2 separate regions of the Homo sapiens genome follow, and region 1 is linked to region 2. A link is a loop called in an ENCODE intact Hi-C map of the cell type or tissue named here. Cell type or tissue: heart right ventricle. All regions are shown on one strand. Each heading gives the region's core, and the rest is flanking DNA. Links, peaks and the distances in the headings are about the cores only. Region 1 has its middle 680 kb from the start of QKI. Region 2 has its middle 420 kb from the start of QKI.

Region 1 (8,335 bases), core at 84-8,083, 260 kb before region 2:
TGCATCTCATTCTGAAGGCTGTTGATATGGAAAACCATTCTTGGGGCACGCTTTTCACTTTCTCATCAGCTGAATGGTGGGAAGTGGAATGATGGTAGCCTGCAGCTCCTGGTGATGGGTCTTCAGAGAATAGAAGCCCTGCTATTTTTCTGCTTTCCTTTCCATAGCGTTCTTGCAGTGTAGACGGTTTCAGTGCGAGGGCTTGTTTCAGATCAATGCTTTTTAAAGCTAAGAAAGAAAAATATGGCTAAACTAAAATGATAATAAAGAAAGCTCCAGATAATACGGCCTTTTATGTAGGCCTTACATCACATGAGCCATGCTTTAGAGCAGTCCTGGAGGTGAGCATAAATTAGACACAGAATCTTTTTATTTTAAAAAAAATTAATAAAGTTTAGATTAAATATTAAAGAGAAAGTCTACAGTCCATTCCTCCTGGATGAAGGCTGAGAAAAATGAGGTTTGTTTCGCGTCTTCCCTTGGGGCTGGCCTGGTAAAATAATCTTTATAAAAATATTTTTAAGTTTTTAAAAAATATTTTAAAATTAATTGTTACAGTTAGAAATTGCATTATGTGTAAGAATATTTTATGCTGGCAATTTGTCTCTATTATATTTTATTTTGCTCTATTTTGATGAGAGAAAGGAAAAGTGGAATTGTGAGCAACCTTTTAATGTGGCTTAGAAACTTAATGTGGAAAGGGTACTAATATTGTAATTACTAGTTTTCATTTATCAGCCACAGTTCTCTTTGTCGCTTCTGCTATTTAAAGTTACTGTTCACATACTGTGGCTAATTCCCTTTGTTAAATTTCACAGTGAATGCAGCTTCCTGGATATTTGTTATTGCAGTCCTATGGATGTAGGCTTCTCAGATAAAGGAAAAGCTGGGTGCATCCATCTGTGGGCAAATTAAAAATGAGTTTAACCCCTTGGCTTCCATGGCTCTTTCCCCTTCGGCAAAATGTGTCCCATGCTTCTGACTGACAAGACATAAAATCGGAGTAACATATATGTTTCATTTTTAATGGAATTTGGTAGAATATCAGAAGCAACTGCTTCGCTATGACCCTGCATTAATACAAAGAGACCACCTGGGGAGGAGGGGGAGGGGCCATTGCTGGAGCAGAGGATTATGGAGTTGGAAGAAGAAGAGAAAAACAGTGAAATACTTTTGAAGTTGGAAGGGGGAAAGTCTATTTTCATTATTTAAGGTCTATTTCCTAACAAATGATTAGTTCATTTGCAGCTGGGTTGGAGTTTTCTGAATCATGGTTATACCAGCTCCTTACACAGAGAATCAAGGAGAGAGAAAAGTGGGAAAAGTGGAAGATTGTTTAGGGGGAGGAAAGAATTTTTCTCCATTTGCCTACTTTTCACAGTATTGCCACTAATTGGAGTATGTTCTTAGAAGAAACAGTGCACATTTAGTTTCCTCTTATTTTTTTCTCCCGTTGTAATTTTCAGAGAGAGAGAGAGAGAGCAAGAGAGAAGGAGTATAAGAAAACAATCAACCCTTTCTTTCTGTTCCTATCAATCTAATTCTGAAAACATAGAAAAGGAAAGATTTAACACACATAATAATGGATTTTGCTTTGTCACTGGGGATTATAACATTTATTTATTCATTCAACAAATATTTATTGAATGCACCAGGCTCTATTTTATAGTAGATTCTGGGGTAAAGGAATGGAAATTCAGGGCAGGTCGCAGCTGCCCAGGAGCCATTGTCCTCTGCAGGAAGGCTGTCATAAACCAGAAAAAAAAAAAAAACAATGCATAGGAAGGGGACAAAGCAGGGCAGCTAGAGACAAAACCTGGTGACTTCCCAGGGAAAGCGTCTTGGGAGATGGCCTTTGACTTGAGGCCCCAGTGATGTGAAGGACCTGGCTGAGGGAAGAACAGATACTGAGACTCCTGGCCAGGATGTGCAGCAAGTGCTGGAGGAACCCAAGGAAACCAAGGTAGTGACCTGGGGTGCAGGAGAGCCTGCATGTGGAGGAGAAGAGCCTGCAGGTGGAGGAGGGGAGCCTGCAGGTGGAGGAGGGGAGCCTGCAGGTGGAGGAGAAGAGCCTGCAGGTGGAGGAGGGGAGCCTGCAGGTGGAGAAGAAGAGCCTGCAGGTGGAGGAGAGGAGCCTGCAGGTGGAGGAGAGGAGCCTGCAGGTGGAGGAGAAGAGCCTGCAGGTGGAGGAGAGGAGCCTGCAGGTGGAGGAGAGGAGCCTGCAGGTGGAGGAGGGGAGCCTGCAGGTGGAGAAGAGGGACCTGCAGGTGGAGGAGGGGAGCCTGCAGGTGGAGGAGGGGAGCCTGCAGGTGGAGGAGGGGAGCCTGCAGGTGGAGGAGGGGAGCCTGCAGGTGGAGGAGGGGGACCTGCAGGTGGAGGAGGGGGGCCTGCAGGTGGAGGAGGGGAGCCTGCAGGTGGAGGAGGGGAGCCTGCATGTGGAGGAGGGGGACCTGCATGTGGAGGAGGGGGGCCTCCAGGTGGAGGAGGGGACCCTGCATGTGGAGGAGGGGGGCCTGCAGGTGGAGGAGGGGGCCTGCAGGTGGAGGAGGGGGGCTGCAGATGGAGGAGGGTGGCCTGCAGGTGGAGGAGGGGGTCCTGCAGGTGGAGGAGGGGGGCTGCAGATGGAGGAGGGGGGCTGCAGATGGAGGAGGGTGGCCTGCAGGTGGAGGAGGGGGGCCTGCAGGTAGAGAAGGGGGGCCTGCAGGTGGAGAAGGGGGGCCTGCAGGTGGAGGAGAGGGACCTGCAGGTGGAGGAGGGGAGCCTACAGGTGGAGGAGAGGAGCCTGCAGGTGGAGGAGAGAGTCCAGTCCGCAGGCCTGGGATGAGCCAAAGTTCAGTTGTAAGTCTGCGGAGGGCTCTGTTTTGTCATATATTTCTGGTTTTAAAAACACAATTGATGCTAAACATACTCGAAGGTATATCGAATGGTACCACAAGTAACCAAGAGGCATTGCCAAGCTCCCACAATCAACCACTCCTGAACCTCCTCTTTCATCCACATCCCACCCAGTCCTCCCCAGCCCACCCAGATTTTAATGCAAACTCCAAATATGGTTTCATTTCACCCATAAATAATTCTGCATGTATCACGCGGGAACATTGAAGAATATTTTAAGAACAACAAATTAACATGATCCAATATTGTGTCAGTGTTTAAAGGTTGATGTGTGTATAATTTTTGCTTCAGTTTGCTTGAATCAGGATCTTAATAAAGTTCATATATTACAACTAGTGGGTATTTGGCATAAGTCTCTTTTGATCCGTAGGTTTCCTTTCATTGGAGGTTTAAAGTAAGGGAATGTCATGATTTGTGACATTTTTTTAAACACCACTGTAGCTGTGTGTGGAGACCAGGGAGCAGGGGGCACGTGGACTGAGCAGGAGCCCGTAGGAGGCCATTGCAGTGGTCCAGGCTGGGGGTGAAGGGGGTCTGGGACCACAGGAGAAGGAAGGAATTGGAATGAATATAGGACTTGTTTGTTGACCATCTCATGTTCTAGTTAAAGCATACTGGGCTTATTTTTCAGGTCTACCAAACTGAGTTAGAGTATGAATGTATACATATGTAAATAATAGACAACAACATAGGAATCAAATCTGTGAAATTAATACACACATAGAAATGTAAGTATATTAGAGATAAAAATATGTACGCAGCATGCTTAGATAGCAATGAAGGAATATAGAAAAAGAGAGTTTCAAAAGTTACAAAAAATTATGCAGTTTGTTCATATGATCCCACACTCCCTGAAATAAGGTTAATCAAGTTTCCCAATTTTGATTTCCTCTCTAAATTGATGACTTCCCTTGAGATTTTCACGAATTATTTTAAAGCCAAGGTGTAGCCTAGTAGAAATTAATTATTTATCCCCAAGAGACAATAGAGCACATGGCATTACAAATAAGTTCTGTTGCTGAAGAAAACTTAAGAGATTAACTGGGAATGAATGAGAGACACAAAATACTGCTTCTCAGCAACGTGCCCCGTGTTCGCCCAGGGGCTCCGGGCACACCGCGCAGACTCCCCAGAGTATCTGGACCAGCACCGCCTGCTGCCCTGCGGCGAGATCTGCCCCAGCGAGTCAAGAGCGAGCCTGTTCTTTTCACTCTAACGGTTTCGCATCTGCTCTGGCCAAAATGTTTTTTCTGCCTTTCTTTCATCTGCACTGTGTTGCCTAGCTTTCCCGCAGAGGCCCCAGTGTCACTCTGAGAACGATCACTCTCTCATTGTGTTTTGTGTTCCTTTTACCCATGGGCAGCTTTCTTTTTACACTCAGTGTCCCTATGAATGGAGCGTTTTGCAGCACCTGGAAGCCTCACTCAGAGAGTCGGCCTCTGCGTTCACACAGTCCAGGGGTGGGGGATGACTGACGCAGATCACCCCGATGAGCCTCAAGTTGGCTTTTTATGTCTGGCTGTTATTCAGAGCTTTAAAAATGGGGAAGGGGAAATGAGAGGGAAAGAGGAAGAACAAAACAAAAATGACAGGAAAATGGCAGAACTTCCATTCGTCATTACCGTTATTTAGCATGAAATGTCAACCAAGTCTGAAGGGCTTTTGGGTGCATGAATAAACAGGCCAGCAAGTAGTTATTTTTATTCTATATGTACATCTTGTGCTCCACACTCAACAGTGACGTCAGCCTTCTTGCTTCACATCAGCTGTCCTTGCTCACGGTGTTCTCAAGGGTGTGAACTCGGCTGAAGATAAGGGTTTGTGACTGCCGTTCCTGTCATGCTGAGCTCGCTTACAGCATGTCCCCTGGCTCAGCAGCTCCACATAGGACCGATGCAGCTCGCAGCTACATTTTCAAGTGTGTTGATGCACATTCCCTTGGGTGTGGACTTTGGATTAGTGTCATTGTCACAGGCGCTAGACAAACACAACATCCATCCTCGTGCTAAGCTGTTTGTCTTGTTTTGCACTCCTTTGAGGAGTTTCCAGGCTCTGTCTACACAGTGCCAAATATCTAGATCAGAGTTGAAAAATGTAATTTAAAACCCCAGTGTTTGTGTTGCATGGAAAAAGCCCAGAGTTTTTTATATTTGGATAAATTAGAGAGAGAGAAAACCTTTGCCCTCAATTCTATCAGAATGGTATACTTGAAGTTGCTGAAAATATGCTGAGTTGAATCAAACGGTTATTGATACGATCCATTGCACTCCCCAGTATAATGTGTAGATCAATAACTCAACACAGATTCTGTTCTTCATGGTCTTCTCTATAGTGTTGCTTCAAATAGCATGACCTTTTATATTCTCAGGATAAATTTTCTATAAACTTAAAGCATCACCATTTCCTATAGACAAAGTAGGGTAATTAATAATTATTATTCTGAATGATAAGCATTTTGCTGATGTGCCAGCCACCGAGCTGAGCTTTTAAGGAGTTCGTTCACTTAATCCCTTCAATGAGCATATGGTATCTCCGTTAAATATATGAGGCATCTGAGACTCAGAAAGTTCAAATAACTTGTCCAAAGTCACTCAGCTGAATTATCAAAGCATGACTCACACACAGCCTATATTCTTACATCATACTGCCTTCTGGAAAAGTTGGACTCACTTTAGTCCAAGTAGTCCTGGTTCTATTTTATGATCATTAAAGCTGTGTGCGTTTGCAACCCCCAGTCCCACCTCCCCGTGTGTGGTGTGTGTGAGTATGTGATGGATAATTATTGTTTGGTTAGGCTCATTTCCTTTTGTTTAATTTCCAACTGCTATGCGTAATAGCATTTCCTTATTCTAGAGGGAAGCAGAAACTCGGAAAGAACGCGAGGACAGCTCATTTGCAGTGCTTCCTGTTGAGGGAGCAGGAAGTGTGCAGGAGTTGTGAGGAAGTCTGCCAGAAAGAGATTCCTAGAGTTGAAAGTGGGGAACCATCAGGCCCAGCGTGGGGTCCAAAGCTGAGCTTAGAAGCCCATAGGAAATAGATGCCTAAACTTCCAAGTTTCCCTTCCTACAATTCTATCAACAGAGACTCTGCAAATATGTGACAGGCTGAATTCTAGAAGAACCTGTGCTTATAAAAGCCTCAGAGCCTAACCATACCATGCAACAGCACAAGGCCAGCCCAGAGGCCTGCAGGTACAGAGAAACCAGCAGAAGGGGGCAAGAGTGAGTCAAAGGAACTCACCACGGTTTCTAGACTCCCGGAGTGTCGCCCATGGAGACTTTTCTCTTTACAGTAAAGTAATTGAGAACAAGGGACCAGATGTCAGTTTGATTAGAGAAAGAGAGGTAGGGCAGAATGATATAGGACATTATCCAAGTAAAGTAGAAAATAAAAGTTTATGCAGGATATGAAACAGCAAGAGATCTATAAAGGAAGCTAAAATCCAACTTGCAGGAATTTGTGTTAGTGAGTGAACAGTAAGTGTCAGTTATTTGAAGATCATCCTCGTGAATGCCTGCCTAATGAATACAGGGCTGGAAGACATTCCCTCAGGGCCTCCTTGACTAGAACGTAACTGGAGGTTTCCATACTGACCAGCACGGACCAACTCAGAGTAGAGCAGACCAGGACCCACCATGCTAGAGCGTTCATCAGTGACCCCTTTCTCCTATGCATCTGCCCTGCTTTGCTTGTGTTCATTTGCATATCCACACACACAACAAATATTCATTGACCACCAGCTCTGTGCCAGGCACTGAGGTTGATGAGGATGTGTTGGTGGATAAAACACATGGCTTCTGGAGCTGACCATCCTGCAGAAGGATTTCAGCCCACTTTCTAAAATCTAAAACAAGAAAACAAAACAGCAGCAACAGGCCGGGCGCGGTGGCTCATGCCTGTAATCCCAGCACTTTGGGAGGCTGAGGCGGGCGGATTAGGAGGTCAGGAGATCGAGACCATCCTGGCTAACATGGTGAAACCCCGACTCTGCTAAAAATACAAAAAATTAGCCGGGCGTGGTGGTGGGCGCCTGCAGTCCCAGCTACTCGGGAAGCTGAGGCAGGAGAATGGCATGAACCCAAGAGGCAGAGCTTGCAGTGAGCCACGATCATACCACTGCACTCTAGCCTGGGTGACAGAGCGAGACTCCGTCTCAAGAAAAAAAAAAAAAAAGGAGAAAGTTGGAGAATGCTATGTGAGCCTGAAGACAGTCATCTGCAAGCCAGAGAGAGGGGCCTGGAGCCAGTCCTTCTTCACAACCCTGCTGACACCTTGATTTCTTCAGTTCTAGCCTCCATGACTGTGAAAAAAAAAAACAAAAAAACAAAAAAAAAAAACGCAACAACAGAAACTCCAGCCTCCCTGGATTCCAAAATCCCCTCTAATTAATATGATATTGCTTGGCTACTGATATGGTTTGGCTGTTTCCCCACACAAATCTCGTCTTGAATTGTAGTTCCTGTAATTCCCATATATCGTGGGAGGGACCAGGCGGAGACAATTAAAATATGGGGGCAGTTTCCCCATCCTGTTCTCATGATAGTGAGTCAGATCTCACAAGAGCTGATGGTTTTATAAGGGGCTTCCCCCTTTGCTGGGCACTCATTCTTCTCTTCCCTGCCACCATGTGAAGAAGGATGTGTTTGCTTCCCCTTCTACCATGATCATAAGTTTCCTGAGGCTTCCTCAGCTGGGCTAAACTGTGAGTCAATTAAACCTCTTTTCTTTATAAATTACCCCGTCTTGGGTATGTCTTTATTAGCAGCGTGAGAACAGACTAATACAGCTACCCTTCTCAAAAGTGTTGCTTTTGAGAAGGAACACTTCTCAAAAGAGTCATTTATGCTTTCTGGGTCCAGTTATTACCGTTTACCAACTTCCTGCCTCTCTGAACCTGACCCTCAGGATCTGCCTTTGTGACAAGATCACCCATGACAGCCAAGGCCTTCAAGTGATCCTTTCCAGGCCTGCACTTATTTGGTCCCTCTAGAACATTTTGCACTGTTGCCCACTCTTTTATTCTTTGGATGCCTTCTTCCCTGGTTTTCCTGAACACCATGATCTCCTGGTTGTCCTCCTACTTTTTTCTCACCTTCATCAACAGGATTTGCTTTCACCATCTATTTATTTCTTTCTGGGGAGGAGGGAGAACATTTTTTTTTTTTGCTTTCCTGGAGGGTTTCATCTGAACCTTTTCTTTTCTTGCTTTTGGAGATGTATACACACTTTTGGCTTTAATTACTCTTTATTTGCTCATGGCTGCTATTTTTCTATGCAGAGCTTCAGCTCAGTATGTCTAAACGCCTACTAGAATTCCCCATTAGAAATACCACCAGCATCTCACACTTGGCAGGCTGAAAACCAAACTCATGATGTCCTCCACTCTGCTGTGTCCATCTCCCTGCATGGCATCATCACCCACCTATTTATCTCCTGGTGA
Region 2 (8,335 bases), core at 22-8,021:
AACCTAGAAGGAAAATGTGTACCTTTGAATTTTTCAATTTGCTCTTGGGTTTGTGAAACATTAACCTCTTACAGCTGCCTAATGTTTTTTAGGTCTAGGCTTAATTCTCCTGACAACAGTACCACCTACATAGCAGAATGCATGAAGAGTTCACTCTGGATACAAAGTAAACAACATGGAAAGAACAGAATTAAGGACAGACTAAGGACGGCTTGTCTGGATTGGGGGAAAATCTACATTTTATATTTTTGAGATAAGCAAATGTATTATTTTCTGATACTTCAAAGATGCCAACGTTGACAACTCAGATTTGATTTCTTTTTAGAGAAGGGGTCATGCAACATTGCCCAAGCTAGAGTGCAGTGGCTATTCACAGGCATACTCCCACTACTGATCAGCACAGATGTTTCCACCTGCTTCATTTCCAACCTGGGCTGGCTCTCCTCCTTCTTAGGCAACCTGGTGGTCCCCCACTCCCGAGAAGTCACTATATTGATGCTGAACTTAGTGTGGACACCCAATCAGCATAGCTCCCAGAACTCCTGGTCTCACGCCATCCTCCTGCCTTAGCCTCCCAAACAGCTGGGACTACAGGTGTGTGCCACTACACCCAGCAAATTTCTGAAGTGAACTGCTTCAGTGAATAGATTAAAATGATATGTTATTGGCAATTCTATTGTTTTTAAGTAAATGTATCCTAAAATACTTGGGGGAGATTGAAAACAGTTTGGCTGAATCTTTAGTCACAGAGGATAACTTCTCTTTATAAGGTGTTTCTGCTCATCAGCAGAGGATGGAAGTCATGCAAGAGAGGACTGAAGAAAAGGCCTTGTGCAAAAGACCATGATTGATGTCAAAGCGATGCCCCAAGGAACGAACCCATTATACCTGGGCATCCAGGACCCTTCTGCTTTTTCACTATGGGATAGCATGAAAGTGACTTCAAGACATTGAGGCTGCCAAGGCTACCCTATGCTCTAAAAGTAGATTACAGTGGATGCTGGAGACACACAATTGCAATAAACCCAAAGATGTGTGGCATGGTGATGGCTTGGAGAAGAATATGGTCTTGCTCAGGTGTGAAACATTTTTTCAAATGAAATAATTCAACCAATGAACAACGTTATAAGTCTGGACTAGCTCCAAGTCATTGGATGCCCAGCAAGGTCATCAGTCTTAATAGCCCTTTTTGAGGGTTGGTTTTTCCAAAGAAAGCCCCAGCTTCAGACTGAGTTCCCCCAATGCATCTAGAAGTCGTCCCGACCCTGCCAAGCCCTACCCAACACCAGACTCAGATACACACTCAGGCTGTGGAGAGGCACCTCTGTGTTTATTTCTTGTATTAGAAACTGAGTCATCTTCTGCGTTGAAGAGCTTTATTGTAGGCATCAAGAAATAGATCTTCCCTGTTTAAAACCTAAAAGTAGATAGACAATAAATAAGATCTGACGCTATTAAAATTTTTAAAAAGGAAAATGGACAGGGCCATCTTGAATAATCTGTGCTCACATTGATGCATAATGAGGTACTGTGAACTCATGGCCAAACCCCCTTTCCATTTGCCTTCTGGTCAAGGCCCAAACTGCAACTGGGGGCTAAAAGAAAACAGTGTCTGAAGAACCGGTCTTGTGAAATGAAACCTCTAAGGTGACCACATGCCAAGGGTTTGTTGTCCAGCAACAAGGGTTGTGGACCACAACAAGGGTGGTGGACCAGTAACCATGAGTCATGGCATTGCTGGAGAGCTTGTTAGACATGCAGACCCTCAGGCCCCCAACCAGATGCACTAAACTAGACCTCGTCTGCTGCTGGTTTGCAAGCACGTTCAGGTTGAAGCAGCACTGGACGGGAAAGTAGATTGATCGCAGGACTATGGGTCATGATTTACTCTGTAGCATATTTGCTTAATTCAAATCTTAAGGGCAGGAAATAATTTTATTTGATCCAGGGATGTCAAAGGTAAAACAAAAAGGCAGGGTCCATTCTTATTGGTGCTGCTGAAACCCAAGCTAAGTAATCACTGCTTAATTCTAAAAGCAACAATAAATACAACATTTGACAATGCCTTTTTCTTGGCAAAGCACTTTTAAGGTACATTATCCGTATTGACTGGTGACCACACCACTATTAGAAAATGACACACAATTACTATTTTAATCTTTATCAGTTACTGGATTTTCTGTCTCCAATCAACATTGTTTCTTAGTTCCCCAAACTGGGTCCTTATCCTAAATGTCTTCCCAGTCCTCTGTTGTTCATTCAGCCTGGTCTTCCCTAAATAAGAGAGTGCCCCAACACTTCAGAGGAAGATAAACTACAAATTCTTCGGACCATATTTATTTACATTTCTTGTCATTTAGACAGTGCAAATTCAAACATCTATTTGCCTTTGTGACATTTAACTTTGAGAAGAAATGATTTCGACAAAGAAAAAATATATATTGTCCATAGTCCTGATGATTTTTTTTCTCCCATTAAGAAGAGTTACTTTCAGCAGTTCATCGTAACTCTGTCTTCCAACTGTGAGTATCATATTATTGTCCTTGCCTTTTCTGTAAATGGCAGAATTCAGTGGGCAATTTTCCTGAATGAAAATAAGCAAAATTTCTGTAGGATTTATATCTTTCTCTTGTATCTATTTATATACTCATGTATATAGTTTAGTGCTTCCTTTAGAAAAAAAAAAAAGGCTGAAGAGCAGACAAGCCTACCGTAAATATCTATTTCAGCTGAAGTATAAGGCTGGGATATTCTGTCATTTTCTCCACTGCATGGAGGCTACATTAGTCTTTCTGAAAAAATAAAGAGGGGGAGCTCCACATATTCGAGACAAATTTTGCTGTACTCTGAATGATATGTGTGCTTTTTATGTTTATGAAACCACCATCCAGCAAAAAACAGCAGCCTAATATTTTGACATGAAGGTCATTTGAAAGTTTTACTGCCTGCAAGCGTGATCCATTTTGTTGACAAAAAGCTCTCTAGGGCTCACTAAGACGCCCCAGCCGGCTCAACTTTCTCAGAGTCTGGCATTTCTGCCCCCTCCCTTTTCACCTCCTCCCACCAGACTAATTATCAGCTCATTAAGGCTGTCCTAATGAATTATGTTACAGCGTTAGGAAAGGGTTTGGGCCAAATGTCGATGTCAGTGCAGGGGGATGGGAAAGGGAGAGGGAGCAGGGGGTCACAGACGCTGGCGTGACCTCACTGGGCTCCCTGCACGCGCCAGAAACCATAAAGATTTCAGCTGCATTGAAGTTCACACTGCTACAACCATGCTCTTAGCGGGAGCTGGCTTCCTCACGTTCCTCAGCTTCACAGACACGTTCTCCTGATAGTGAGGGTTGCACACGCATGTCTGGTCGGGTATCAGAGCATGATTGGACAGGGCAGAAAGGGACTCGGCATTCTGCGGAGGACCCAGGCTGGCCAAAGCTGGAAGGATGTGGATTTTCTGTAGAGGCAGCCAAACTCCAACAGAGGAGGTGGGGGGAGGTCTCCATGCATTCTGTCTCTGTCTCTTTAAAAAACCCACACGTATAATTGTGTTCCTACTACTTGCTTATTTTATTCTTTTTGGTGTTCCAGCCAACAAAATAAGAATATCACTCTTTTTCTTCAACCTTAAGGACATAGAAATCATTGCTGCCCTGAGAACAAAGATGGCCTTTTACGCTTCGCTGGTCCCTGGCATAGCATTAACCATAACAAAATGATACAGACAGCAGCTCCGAACTAAATCAGATCCCACAACTGAGTCAAAAAACGGCTTTGCCGAAGAGCAAAGTGCAGCAACACATTTAAAATGGCAGATGTATTTTAAAGGGCTTGGTTTTTGTTTTTCTCCTGCATTCAGGGTTGTGTCAGTGATATCGAACAGAAGGGTATTATTTTCTTATTTCAATAACAGCCCACATCTCAAGCCTTCCATTTACCAAGTCTCAAGAAAAGGCACACCAACCTTATAAAATCACATGACAAGCATCTGACTCTGACAGTTGTTTTGTTCTTTTTTTTTTTTTTTTTTTTGGCTTATAATTATACTGATGTTGTTTTTCTTTATATAGCCTCCCAAAGCAGCATCCAGCTGAGCTACTGAGCAACCACACACAGGGGCCACTTCAGCCTCTAATGAGAGACAATCTCCCTGGAGTTGGAAATACAGAGCTAATTCATTAACATATTTGGCAAAGAATCCTCTGTAGCTAAACAGATAATAGAGATGATGAATATCATTCCGTCTATGGACTTCTAAAACCATTAGGGGTGGGGGTGGTTAAATGATGCTTTTTCTGAGACAACACCATGGCAAAAATTCACATTAGGGAAAAATTGGTTAATTTCACCAGAAATGTCCCTCTTAATGGATTCATTGCCTCTAAGCTAATGTAAGTCTATACAGAACTCTGAGCGGACATTTCCATGCAGATCCCTAAATCTTTTAAGCATTATAGGTAATTTTAATCATGGCTCTAAAGCAGCAGCCATGGTCACCTCGGAAGGGAAGAGCCTTCGAAGATTAAGGGCTGTCAACTACAAGACATGTCATTCAAAAGCCCTCAGCCTCCTCCATTCACCTGATAGGCTCCAGCAGAGATTTTCTATTGTGCACATTTCTTCAATCTTTCTATTTCTCTTTTTTAATAGCCAACACAATTTAAGAACTTATAGACTGATGATACTTTAAATGTGAGGAAGGGCCGGGTGCAGTAGCTCACACCTGTAATCCCAGCACTTTGGGAGGCTGAGGCAGGCAGATCACCTGAGGTCAGGAGGTCGAGACCAGCCTGGTCAATATGGTGAAATCCTGTCTCTACTAAAAATACAAAAATTAGCCAGGTGTAGTGGCACACACCTGTAATTCCAGCCACTCGGGAGGCTGAGGCAGGAGAATTGCTTGAACCCAGGAGGCAGAGGTTGCAGTGAGCAGAGATCGCACCACTGCACTCCAGCCTGGGCACAGAGCGAGACTCCGTCTCAAAAAAAGAAAAAAGAAAAAAGAATTGTGGGGAGGGAAGTATGTAAATGTTGGGCCAAAAGAGGCCAGGGAACATAAAAATAGACCAGCGTGCGCATTAATCTCTTTAGCCATACATTAGTTCATTCATGTGGTGTTGGAAGAACTTCTGTCCCTCAAAATATCCAGATGATAAGACGACATCCAATCACGTGCTTAAACAAGTTTTAGTGTTGTTCTCCCCAAGCAACTGGACTTGATAAAATGCCTTAGCTACACTAACACACTACTGCATGCCAGGCGCCAGGCAAAGGGGTCATTCGCTTCATTCCCACATCTGCCTAGACATACGAGCATCCTTATCACTTTACCGATGGGGAAACTGAGGCCTAGGAAGGCTGAGTCACTGCCGGAGATTACAAAGGTCAGTGGCAGTGGCAAGTTTTAAATGATGACCCCCGGTGCTAGAGCCCCCACCATTTTATGTTTGTATTTATTTTATTGTGGTGAGAACAGTTATGAGACGCATTCTCAATGTTGTACAGCAGAGCTCTTGAGCTTATTCATCCTGCTGGACTGAAACTTTACACCTCCTGATTACTCACTCCCAGTTCCCCCTTCTCCAATCCTGGAAACCCCCATTCCACTCTGATTCTATGAATTTGACTATTTTCGATCCCTTGTATTAAGTGGGATCATGCAGGACTTGTCTTTCTGTGACTTATTTTACTTCATGTAATATCCTCAAGGTTCATCCAAACTACCGCATGTTGCAGAATTTCCTTCTTTTTTGAGGCTGAATAATATTCCACTGTGTATGTGGATAGCACCATTTCTTTATTCATTGTTGATGGACACTTTGTTTGTTTCTACATCTTGTCCACGTGAATAGTGTTACAGTGAATGTGGGAGTGCTAGTATCTCTTCAAGACCCTGATTTCAATTCTTTCGTATAAATACCCAGAAGTGGGATTGCTGGATCATGTGCTAATTCTATCTTTAATTTTTTGCGGAACCTCCACACTGTTTTCCATAATGGCTGACATTTCCACCAACAGTGCAGCAAGGGACCCAGTTTCTCCCCATCCTCTCCCACATTTGTCTTTTGCTTGTTTGATGTCCCGGCAGGTGTAAGCTGATGTCTCGTCGTCTGGGGCTGCACTGCCTCCGATCAGACCAGGTATTCCCCGGACGTGTGGTCCAGCCCTGTGACGGCTTATCCGCCAGACTCCGAGTATTACCAGGACGAGGAGGAAGGTTGCGCTTCTGTGCTGTTCCAAGCAGCGGGCGAGGCCATGGCTGCAGGTGCAGGGCTAGCGAAAGGCTGGAGTTTGTCAAGAAAAATCCAAGCCACGGCCTAGCAGGGAGGGTCGGGCCCGGGTGCTGGGAGCCCGTGAGTACCTGGAGCCGCCCCGCCCCGCCCCGTAGGGCAGGAGAGCTGCGCCAGGAGAGCGACTTGCTCCATGCAGCCGCGGGGTCTTTCCTGTCCTGCGGGTCCCTCCTGGCCACTCCTGGCACGGGCTTTGGTGGCTGGGGAGAGGGTGTGGGTTTTGCTGGGGGTTGGTTTTTCCGTCTGGAGCGTCTGAGCCGAGAAGGAGCCGTCGCGCTTTCCTGGCCTGGAGAGGGGCCCAGACGGGCTCCAGAGCCACGCGGCCGGCGCCCCTCTGCCAGGCCATGGGTGGCCTCCCGGGGACTGGGTTCAGATGCCCATGAGGCCGCCGGTGCCGCCCACACGAGCCCGCACAGGGCCGGAGGCCATGCCTCCCACTCTCCTTGGCGTACCGCCCCGCCTTTTCTCCGTCCTTTCCAGTGCCCCAGCAGCGAGGCAGCCACATGCACGGCTCCTGTGGAGGGGAGGGGCCCTGGAGTGAGGCTGGGGGCGGGGGCAGAGGACGCCTACAGGCCCAGGAGCCCTGCTGAGAAGGCCGGACCAAAGCCCAGGAGTGTCGGATGCATCCTTGCTGGATGCTAAGGCTCAGAGAGATGCTCCAGGCGAATTAACCAGTTCTCTCTCTCCACCTGGCAGAAAAGCTCTGCTGTGCAAGGAGCTACCTTTCAAGTCCCTGCGAAAAGATCTGAAAGGATATGAGGAGGGAATGAGTGGTCACGAATGCCAGCCGCAGGACCAGCCCTAATACCAGCCCTAATAAACAACCCAAGGCCGACCCTCAACCCCTCTTCCACCGGTGGCCTGGAAAGGGTCCATCAGCATCACCCCTGTCATTGGCCAAAGACCTTGATGCTTACATAAATGCAAACACCCCATGAAGGGAATACATGTCAAGGCATCACAAGTTCTACAGCAGTAACTTGGGTGTTCTTTTTTTAATTTTAAATTTTGTTTTGTCCTTTTGAGTATTTTGCTTATAGCAGAGTCAATGTGGAGTCATCCCCGAATCACTTTGTGGAAATGGATGCCCGCGTATTGAATAAGCATTCAGAGCATTTTCTTTGCTGGTTTGTATTGACTCCCCAACGTGACATATTTTCTAGTGACATGAGAGCCTCCAAGGGGAAAAATGATAATATGCACTATTATTTTGCTCTTAATAGCTACTGGTAAATAATAGAACATTAGCTCTATTCTGGTCCGTTGTGCTTAAAATTGTTGCTTTGAAGCCAAAACAGAAGTTAGACATCAGAAAAACAACTTCAGAAGACTAGTATTTTAAGAGTAGTTCACTCTAAAACAAAAAATGACAGAGCAGAGCACCAAGGAAATCAGAATGTAAAGAGTTCCAGCTGTTTTTTGTTTTTTGTTTTTTTGTTTTTTTGTTTTGACAAGGTCTCGCTGTCACCCAGGCTAGAGTACAGTGGCACAACCATGATGGTACACTGCAGCCTTAAACTCCTGGGCTCAAGATCTTCCTGCCTTGGCTTCCCAAGGAGCTGGAACTACAGGTGTGCACCATCACATCCAGCTTTTTTCTTTTTTTGTAGAGACAGGGTCGCGCTATGCTACCCAGACTAGTCTCAATCTCCTGGCCTCAAGAGATCCTCCCATCTTGGCTTCCCAAAGTGTTGGGATATCAGGTGTGAGCCACTGCACCCAGCCAGTTCCAACACGGGCTAGGCAGAATAATGTCTTCCCAGAGATGTTCGCCTCTTGATCCCCAACCTGTGAATATGTGAGGCTACCTGGGAAAGAGGAATTAGGCTGCAGATGAAATTAAGTTTGCTAATCCGCTGACCTTAAAATAGGGAAATTGTCCTGGATGGTCCAGGTGGCCACTGTAATCACAGGGTCCACAGAAATGGAAGAACGAGGCATATGAGTAGGTTGGAAAGATGAGCTGTGATGTGAGAAGGGCTCAACCTGCCATTGCTGGTTTTGGAGATGGAGAAAAAGTCCACGAGCCACAGAGAGCAGGCAGCCTC

Evidence for each region. Hi-C counts contacts between places; a loop is a spot of excess contacts. Peaks named below come from ENCODE experiments on the same cell type or tissue, not always from the same donor. Only the 100,000 strongest peaks of a DNase experiment are listed, where the experiment ranks them.
Region 1: a loop joins it to region 2, with 6 times the contacts of the local background. A loop is called at or near these places in 11 of 110 quality-filtered maps.

What each region holds. Positions count from the first base shown.
Region 1 is chr6:164,095,492-164,103,826 of GRCh38, reverse strand. No RefSeq gene overlaps it. Among named protein-coding and RNA genes, the nearest start is that of QKI, 680 kb to the right of the region's middle. In heart right ventricle, for the core only: a CTCF peak has its summit at 6,108; DNase peaks (open chromatin) are centred at 4,716, 5,768 and 6,076; H3K27ac peaks cover 5,363 bases.
Region 2 is chr6:163,832,841-163,841,175 of GRCh38, reverse strand. It overlaps the pseudogene RN7SL366P. Among named protein-coding and RNA genes, the nearest start is that of QKI, 420 kb to the right of the region's middle. In heart right ventricle, for the core only: no CTCF peak of the experiment used is centred there; no DNase peak of the experiment used is centred there; H3K4me3 peaks cover 523 bases; H3K27ac peaks cover 2,085 bases.